2 separate regions of the Homo sapiens genome follow, and region 2 is linked to region 1. A link is a contact called in ENCODE Hi-C or POLR2A ChIA-PET data. All regions are on one chromosome and are shown on one strand. Each heading gives the region's core, a stretch centred on a gene start or an enhancer-like site at or near the end of the contact. The rest is flanking DNA. Distances are from core to core; before and after follow the strand shown. Region 1 has its middle 30 kb from the start of RAF1. Region 2 has its middle 29 kb from the start of TMEM40.

Region 1 (4,723 bases), core at 1,439-3,938:
CTGCCAGCTAGCACAGGTAGCAGAGACCAGCTCCACCTTTAATTTAACCATTTGTGTGTCCTGAGAAGGAAAACCTCATTTCATTTAGAGATGATGTTGGTAGCCAACAGCTTTTACTTCAAGGCAAAAAAGAGAAGAAATGCCACAGAGAGAATATTTTTCCTTAATAATTCGTCTCAGAATGTTGAGGTTGGAGGAACCATTGGAGAGGGAAAGTGCTAGACTCATAAATAGCCTTAGAAAATCACAGGCTTTGGAATCAGAAACTCCTAGGTTTGAATTCTAGCTCTACCAGTCACTATGCTGTGTGACCTTGGACGAATCACTATCCCTCTCTGAGCCTCAGTTTCCTGAGCACTTTTCACATGTTTATCCTCAGGTCCATCATATGAGATAGATGGTACTATTCCATAGGTAAAAAAGCAAAGGCACAGAGACACTCCATAGATGACCCAGGGTCACACAGGTAGAAAGTAGCAGTGCTCAGATTTAAATTCAAGCAGCCTGACTCTAGAGTGTGTGTCATTAACCACCACACCACACTGCCCCACCAGAGACACTGACAGCGTTCTCCTAATTATTTTTCCCAAAATAAACTACTAGTATTTGTTTTCTTTTCTTTTTTTTCTTTTTCTTTTTTTTTTTTTTTTTTTTTTTGAGATAGAGTCTCTATCACCCAGGCTGGAGTGCAGGGGCTTGAACATTGCTCACTGCAGCCTTGAACTCCCAAGCTTAAGAAATCCTCCACCTCAGCCTCCTGAGTAGCTGGGTCTATACCACTACTAAGCATTTTTAGTGTTTACAGTTTTTCTTTTCTTTCTTTTTTTTTCTTTATTTCTTCTTCTTAAAAAAAAAACAACAAAAAACAACAACAACCAAGATGCATGTGCAGAATGTGCAGGCTTGTTACATAGGTATACATGTGCCATGGTGGTTTGCTGCACCTACCCAGCCAATTTTAATTTTTTTTCTTTTTATTGTAGTAATGGGGTTTTGCCATGTTGCCCAGGCTTATCGCAAACTCCAGAGCTCAAGCAATCCTCTACTTCAGCCTCCCAGAATGTTGGGATGATAGGCGACAGCCACCATGCCCAGCCAGTGAGCCATGATTGCATCACTGCACTCCAGTCTGGGTGACAGAGCAACACCCTGTCTCTAAAATAAAATAAAATAAAATCCTACAATGATGAAAGAATGATCCAGAGCTCACAGCCGGGAGTCATTAAGCCTGGGTTCAGATCTCCCAGCTTTTCCTCTGCTTAACTGTGTGATTATGGGCAAATGACTTTATCTAAGTTTCAGTCTTACCTTATGTAAAATGGGACTGTTCATAGCCCAACCTCATAGAGCAGGCCTAAAAATTCAGTGAGATAATACATGAGAAATGCTTAGCGTGGTCCCTGGCATTCTGTGGTGCTCAATAAAAATTCAGCTACGACTGATTATTCATGGCTGATGTATGCTCTTTAGATTTGGTGAGCCTCCGGCCCTAAGAAGATCCGAATTTTAGTGGTGGAGAGAAATAAAGGGTCTGAGGGCTGCAGCTCCAAACATGAAAGCAAAGCCTGGAGGAGCAGGAGCTGTTTATAAAGTGAGGAGGAGCAGGAGCTGTTTATAAAGTGAGGTACAGCCGGGCGTGGTGGCTCATGCCCGTAATCCCAGCACTGTAGGAGGCCAGATGGGTGGATCACCTGAGGTCAGGAGTTCAAGACCAGCCTGGCCAACATGGCAAAACCAGCTCCACTAAAAATAAAAAAAAATTAGATGGGCGTGGTGGCAGGTGCCTGTAATCCCAGCTACTAGGGAGGCTGAGACACGAAAATTGCTTGAACCCAGGAAGCAGAGGTTGCAGTAAGCCAAGATATCGGCTACTGCACTCCAGCCTGGGTGACAGAGCAAGACTCTGTCTCAAAAAAAAAAAAAAATGAGGTGCATGGTGCGGGGTGGGCTGGGACCTGTGTGTAAGTACTGGAGGTAGATGTACCGGAGCCAGCCAGGCCCTGTGATGGGTAGGAGGATTCCCTCTGTGTGTGCTCATCCACCCTGTCTGGTACAGTCACCAGCTCTGAAACTGTCCCTGCAGTCTCCTCCCTCCAAGTAAATAGGTGTTGCTATTCTAAGAGAGGCCTGTGATAAAAATAGTTGCTTTGCTTTGGAGGGTTTTTTTTTTTTTTTTTTTAAGCCATGAAAATAACAGGGCAGTAGGCTGTCTATTTTGGGTTGGGGACTTTGGCCCGCTTTCAAAGTCACAGCCCAATGAGATCTATTTAGAAAAGGTCACTGCGCACTTTGCTCACGTCGATGGCGCCTTAAAACAAGCCTGCGTGGATGCACTTAGGAGACTCTGGGGCTTACCCAAGGGACAGAGTTAGAAGGAATTGTGGGGCCACTATGTTTATGCCCCTGTGTAAATGTAAGCCCTGGCATCTCTCCGTGGGGCTTCAGTGGTCTTTCTCTCCACCGCACTTTCCCCAGCCCCCACCAACTTCTCAGGAGGCGGAGCTAGTTGCCAGCCTGCTTCTCCCTCCACCTTAGGAATCCTGCATCAGGGTGACGCTGGGTGTGGGGAATGCTCTCCTACTTCTCTATAAATCAGCCTATCATGTGGCAGCATCAGTCAGGCAGGAGCTCCAGCTGGGGCCTGGCATCTGGAACTGGGCTGGATTTTTCCATTCTCAGTGGACCAAAGCGTGACTTGGGTGATTGAGAAAGGCACACCCGAGTAGATGGCCTAAGATGACAGAGCAACTGGAGTGAAAAGAACATGAGCAGTGTGAACCTTGTCCCTAGCCCTCACTAGCTGTGTGACCTTAGGCAAGTAACTTCACTCTCTGATCCCTTGTTTCCTTACTAGTAAAATGGAGATAAAACCAACCTTATAGGACTATTGGGAGGATTAAATAAAATAATGTATGTATGTATGTATTTATACTTATTTATTTCTTGAGACAGGGTCTTGCCCTGTCACCCAGGCTGTAGTGCAGTAGCACCATCTTGGCTCACTGCAACTGCCACTTTCTGGGCTCAGGTGATCCTCCCACCTCAGCCTCATGAGTAGCTGGGACTACAGAGGCGCACCACCACACCCGGCTAATTTTTTGTATTTTTTGTAGAGATGGGATTTCACCATGTTGCCCAAGCTGGTCTTGAACTCCTGGATTCAAGTGATCCGCCAGCCTTGACCTCCTAATTGCTGGGATTACAGGTGTGAGCCACTGCACCCAGCCACAAGATAATGTATTTTAAAAGTACCTAGTATGTATAGGGTGGCTACCAAGTCTGGAAACACAGAGGATTTTTCAGAATAAATGGTCTGTTGCTAATACATACTAAAATTCTCTATACTTTCAGACTTTAACACTTATATGGTGCTTACCATGTGCCAGCCACTGTTTTAAATGCTTAGCTTTTTTTTTTTTTTTTTTTTTTTGAGACAGAGTCTCGCTCTGTCACCCAGGCTGGAGTGCAGTGGCGCGATCTCAGCTCACTGCAAGCTTCGCCTCCCGGGTTCACGCCATGCTCCTGCCTCAGCCTCCCGAGTAGCTGGGACTACAGGCGCCCGTCACCACGCCCGGCTAATTTTTTGTATTTTTAGTAGAGACGGGGTTTCACTGTGTTAGCCAGGATGGTCTCGATCTCCTGCCCGCCTCGGCCTCCCAAAGTGCTGGGATTAAAGGCGTGAGCCACTGTGCCCGGCCTAAATGCTTTGCATTTTTAAACTCATTAATTCTCCATAACAACCTTATGAGGTAAGAACTATGTTACACCCATTTTACAGAAAAGAAAACTGAGGTTCAGAAGTTAAATCACCACCCAGTGATGTGGTAACTTTCTGCCCTTCTTAGTCAAGAACATACTGAAAACACATTGGAATCAGTTAGCAAACCTTTTTTTGGGAGAGGGCTCTCTATGTTGTCCAGACTGGGCTCACACTCCTGGGCTCACGGGATCCTCTCACCTCAGCCTCCTGAGTAATTGGGACTACCGGCCTGCCACCACACTTGACTACATTTTTTGACTTTGCCCAACCTGTCAGGTGAGAAGTGGTCTCTCAGTGTAGTTTCTCTTACTATGATGGTGGCTCTCTTTTTGTATATTTGATTTACTTGTGTGTTCCTTTATGTGAATTGCCTATTCATATCCTAACTATCCTAGTCCTGACTATTTGTCTGTGGGGTTCTTTGTTTCTTCTTAATTGATTTTTGGAACTCTTTTTACATTAGGGAAACCAATCCTTCATCTGTGAATTGTATTTACTTATTTTTTTTTTTTGAGGCAGAGTCTCACTCTTGTCGCCCAGGCTGGAGTGCAATGGCGCCATCTCACTGCAACCTCTGCCTTCCGTTCAAGTGATTCTCCTGCCTCATCCTTCTGAGTAGCTGGGATTTGAGGCGCCCACCACCACACCCATTAATTTTTGTGTTTTTAGTAGAGGTGGGGTTTCACCTTCTTGGCCAGGCTGGTCTCAAACTCCTGACCTCAGGTGATCTGCCTGCCTCTGCCTCCCAAAGTGCTGGGATTACAGGCGTGAGGCACCATGCTTGGCTCATCTATGAATTGAATTGCAAATGTTTTTTCCCAGCTTATCATTTGACCTTTGATTTTGTTTAAGGTATTTATTACCATGCAGAAATTTGACTTTCATGGAGGTCAATTTATCAGGCTTTTCTTTTATGCCTTCTGGCATTCATATCATGCTTAGATATGGAAGTTTCCCCTGTAC
Region 2 (4,961 bases), core at 1,749-4,248, 36 kb before region 1:
GTTAACCAGGTGCAGGACTACTAGAAACGCAGAAAGGGACCATAGTATCACAAAGTGTAACTGAGGGAACTGCCTAGGGCTAGAGAGAAAAAGGAAAGAGGTTGTAGCTATTAGAAGTGAGAGGCCGGGGCCAGGTGTGGTGGCTCACACATGTAATCCCAGCACTTTGAGAGGCCGAGATGGGCGGATCACAAGGTCAGGAGATCAAGACCATCCTGGCTAACATGATGAAACCCCATCTCTACTAAAAATACAAAAAATTAGCCCGGCGTGGTGGCGGGTGCCTGTAGTCCCAGCTACTTGGGAAGCTGAGGCAGGAGAATGTCATGAACCCGGGAGGCAGAGCTTGCAGTGAGCTGAGATCGCACCACTGCACTCCAGCCTGGGAGACAAAGCAAGACTCTGTCTCAAAAAAAAAAAAGAAGTGAGAGGCTGGGTGCGGTGGCTCAGTCTATAATCCCAACACTTTGGGAGGCCAAGGTGGGCAGATCACCTGAGGTCAGGAGTTCGAGACCAGCCTGGCCAACATGGTGAAACCCTATCTCTACTAAAAATGCAAAAATTAGCCAGGCTTGGTGGCGGGCACCTGTAATCCCAGCTACTTGGGAGGCTGATGCAGGAGAATCACTTGAACCTGGGAGGTAGAGGCTGCAGTGAGCCGAGATCATGCCACTACACTCCAGCCTGGGCAACAGAGCAAGACTCCGTCTCAGTAAATAAATAAATAAATAAATAGCCGAGCGCAGTGGCTCATGCCTGTAATCCCAGCAGCACTTTGGGAGGCCGAGGCGGGTGGATCACGAGGTCAGGAGATGGAGACCATCCCGGCTAACACGGTGAAACCCTGTCTCTACTAAAAATACAAAAAATTAGCCGGGCGTGGTGGCGGGCACCTGTGGTCCCAGCTACTCGGGAGGCTGAGGCAGGAGAATGGCATGAACCTGGGAGGCAGAGCTTGCAGTGAGCCGAGATAGCGCCACTACACTCCAGCCTGGGCGACAGAGCAAGACTCTGTCTCAATAAATAAATAAATAAATAAATAAATAAATAAATAAATAAATAAAGTGTGAGAAGATTGAGAGAGGGTCCTCCAGAGCTGGGACCCAGACCTCTGGGGAAAGGGCACTGCTTAGCTGGGGAGGTGTCTCTGAGGGGCCTGAGGAGGCTGGTTCTGCAAGTGCAAGACCATTGGGGTCAGACCTCCAGTTTCTTAGCAGAAGCCCCAAATCTAGAGTTTGGCAACTATTTTTTTTTTTTTTTAAATTTCCACTTCTGCTATGGAAAAGAGTATAGTGATTCCTCAAAGAACTAAAAATAGAATTACCATATGATCCAGCAGTTCTACTTCTGCACATATGCCCAAAGGGGACTTGAAGGGATCTCTGTACACACATTTTCAAAGCAGCATTATTTCCAGTAGCCAGAAAGGGGAAGCACAAGCGTCCATCAATGGGCGAATGAATAAACAAAGCATGGTATATTATCAGTTTTTAAAAAAGGAAATTATTTGAGACTTCACAAAAAAATAAAAACCAAAGGGGGAAAATATGGAAATTCTAGCCAGGCATACTGGCTCATGCCAGTAATGTCAGCACTTTGGGAGGCTGAGGTAGGAGGATCACTTGACCCCAGGAGTTCAAGACCAGGCTGGGCAACACGGCAAAACCCCATCTCTGCAAAACATAAAAACATTAGCCAAGCGTGGTGGCACATGCCTGTGGTCCCAGCTACTTAGGTGACTAAGGTGGGAGGATCACTTGAGCCCAGGAAGTGGAGGCTGCAGTGAACCATGATCATGCCACTGCACTCCAGCCTGGGTGGCTGAGTAAGACTCTGTCTCTAAGAAAAAAATAAAAATAAAAAAAAAGAAATTGTGACACATGCTACCACACAGATAAACCTTGAGAACATTATGTTAAAAGGACAAATACAGTTATGATTCCATATATATGAGGTACCTAGAGTAATCAGATTCATAGAGACAGAAAGTGGAATGGTGGGTGCCAGAGGCTGCGGGACGGGGAATGAGAGTTAGTGTTTAATGGGGACAGAGTGTCAGTTTGGGAAGATGAAAACAGCCCTAGATATGGATGGTTGTGATAATTGCACAACACTGTGAAAGTATTTAACGCCACTGAACTGTACACTTAAAAATGGTTATGGTGGTTAATTTTATGTCTATTTTACCACTTTTTTTTTTTTTTGAGACAGAGTTTTGCTCTGTCGCCCAGGCTGTAGTGCAATGGCCCCATCTCGGCTCACTGCAACCTCCGCCTCGCAGGTTCAAGCGATTCTCCTGCCTCAGCTTCCTGGGTAGCTGGGACTACAGGCACGTGCCACCATGCCTGGCTAATTTTTTGCAGTTTTAGTAGAGATGGGGTTTCACCCTGTTAGCCAGGATGGTCTCGATCTCCTGACCTCGTGATCCACCCGCCTCAGCCTCCCAAAGTGCTGGGATTACAGGCGTGAGCCACCATGCCCGGCCACTTTTTTTTTTTTTTGAGATGGAGTCTCACTCTGTTGCCCAGGCTGGAGTGCAGTGGCACGATTGCAACCTCTGCCTCCCAGACTTGAGGGATTCTCCTGCCTCAGCCTCCCAAGTAGCTGGGACTACAGGCACCTGCCACCATACCTGGAATTTTTTTTTTTTTTTTTTTTTTTTTTTAGTAGAGACAGGATTTCACCATATTGACCAGGCTAATCTTGAAGTCTTGACCTCAAGTGATCCGCCCACCTTGGCCTCTCAAAGTGCTGGGATTATAGGCGTGAGCCACTGCACCCAGACCACTTTTTTAAAAAAAAAAAAATTCAAATTATCAGTGGTTAAATAAAACTGGATCAGGCCTGCGGCCCACAAGCTTACAGCTGCTTTGTGGAAGGCTTTTTATCATGTCAAGCTAAAGGCGGGAGCTAAAAGTGGTGCACGCAGGGGTCTGGTTACACCTCAGGCATCAAGTGCATTCCTGGAGCCCCAGTCCAACGTGTGGGCTAAAAATAAAGCATTGAATCTTGAGCCCAGGAAGGCAGCGTTGAAAAGTGGAGGGGTGAGGAGGAGGTTATGTGGAAGGGGATGGGCTTTGGTCTTTGGCTGTCCTGGATGCTGTGTGCTAGATTTCTGCTTTGATCACAGTGGAGGGAGGGTGAGAGTACAGATTTCAAAACCATACAAGCCAGCTTGTGCCGGGAAGATTTTTTTTAATTCAATTTCAACTTCTGCTATGGAAAACAGTATAGTGATTCCTCAAAGAACTAAAAATAGAATTACCACGTGATCCAGCAGTTCTACTTCTGCACATATGCCCAAAGGGGACTTGAAGGGATATCTGTACACCCATTTTCAAAGCAGAATTATTTCCAGTAGCCAAAAAGGGGAAGCACAAGTGTCCATCAATGGGTGAATGAATAAACAAAGCATGGTATATTATCAGCTTTTAAACTAATACTTCTGCACATACGCTTCTGCGCATATGCCCAAAAGGGACTTGAAGGGACATCTGTCCCTTCAAGAGAAGTCCGAGAGGACTGTGGCGGTTGTTTATCCTGTTCTCCCGACACAGCCCCTGGAATCTTCTGTCTACTCTAGAGGATCTGGGCCTGTACCAGAGATGGAGCGAAGGGACGCTGCTGACTAAACCTAGGAAGCTGAGGGAAGCACTTAACACTGGAGCTGGGAGATGTAGGGAAGGGCTATCCAGGCAGAGGTCACAGCATGGGCAAAGGCGTGGAGGAATAAAAGAGGATAGCACGGCCGGGCGCGGTGGCTCACGCCTGTAATCCCAGCACTTTGGGAGGCCAAGGCGGGTGGATCACTGAGGTCAGGAGTTCAAGACCAGCCTGGCCAACATGGTGAAACCCTGTCTCAACTAAAAATAGACAAAAATTAGCTGGACGTGGTGGTGGACGCCTGTAATCCCAGCTACTTCGGGAGGCTGAGGCAGGAGAATCACTTGCACCCGGGAGGCAGAGGTTGCAGTGTGCCAAGATGGCATCACTGCACTCCAGCCTGGGCAACAAGAGCGAAACTCTGTCAAAAAAAAAAAAAAAAAAAGAGGATAGCACGTCTCAGAGCAACAAGGGGTCAGCCCAGTGTAGTTGAGGCATCCAAGATCTGAGTAGGGCCGAGGACAGGTGGGCAACAGAGCACAGAGGTTAATTGCTCCCCTCCCCCAGCAGGACCTTGATACCTGAGATAAAGAGCTGAGACACTAGCCTAAGGACCATAAGGACAACAGGGAGCCTTGGAGGGAGTTCGAGCAGAAAAATGGCATAGTGAGACTGCACTTCAGAAAGATCACTGCACTCCTCTGGTAGCCCTGTGGGGGCTGTGGAGGGATGAGAATGAGCCTCACAGGCCTCCAACTCTAGGGATCCTAATTGACCAAGCACTGCTGTACTCTGTTTGCAGCAAGGACACAGTTCCCTTGAGATGCCCCCACCTGATGACTTTGCCAAGAGTGGGATGCTAAGGCAGGCCCATTCCTAGGAGACATGGGATTTCTCTGAGCTGACTTTGGCTTAAGGACTCCCCGACACCCTGCCAAACCCTCCTTAGACTGCATGGCCAACTAGGACCCTTCTACCCAACCCTCTTTCCCTCTCTTCCTCACCTGGGGCTGGACTTACATCCCAACCCTCCCAGCTCCCTCCCCGTTTCCCTGCTACACGTGTTTTCTTTAATAAAATCCTAGCACAATTTAATCTTATCCTGGTATTTGCTTCTTGGAGGACTCAGACTAATGGGGTGAGATTAGAGGCAGGGGGGACCGGTGGCCACAGGAAAAGATAGGAAGGGTAAACTTGAAGACATTCCAAAGGTCTAATCCACAGTATGACTTGAGGTGTGTGCTCACCATCAGCCCCCTGGGCTTTCCCAGTGGCTGGAGTTCCTAACACTCAGCAGAGTAATTGCCTATTTCTTTTTTTTGAGCCAACTTTCATTCTTGTCTCCCAGGCTGGAGTGC

Evidence for each region. A loop is a pair of places that touch in the nucleus more often than their neighbours do. ChIA-PET counts read pairs that join two places held with the same protein, here RNA polymerase II (POLR2A). Pooled maps may share reads with other maps.
Region 2: a loop to region 1 is called in a pooled map, with 2.3 times the contacts of the local background. The contact joins two enhancer-like sites. A Hi-C loop is called at or near these places in 1 of 50 pooled maps. POLR2A ChIA-PET finds 5 or more read pairs at or near these places in 8 of 52 experiments (A549, H1, Panc1 and 4 more).

What each region holds. Positions count from the first base shown.
Region 1 is chr3:12,691,721-12,696,443 of GRCh38, reverse strand. No RefSeq gene overlaps it. Among named protein-coding and RNA genes, the nearest start is that of RAF1, 30 kb to the right of the region's middle. RefSeq lists an enhancer at 1,797-2,298. Within about 2 kb of position 2,688, at least 7 of the 41 ENCODE cell types and tissues checked have a DNase peak (open chromatin) inside an H3K27ac peak, as active enhancers do.
Region 2 is chr3:12,727,493-12,732,453 of GRCh38, reverse strand. No RefSeq gene overlaps it. Among named protein-coding and RNA genes, the nearest start is that of TMEM40, 29 kb to the left of the region's middle. Within about 2 kb of position 2,998, at least 6 of the 41 ENCODE cell types and tissues checked have a DNase peak (open chromatin) inside an H3K27ac peak, as active enhancers do.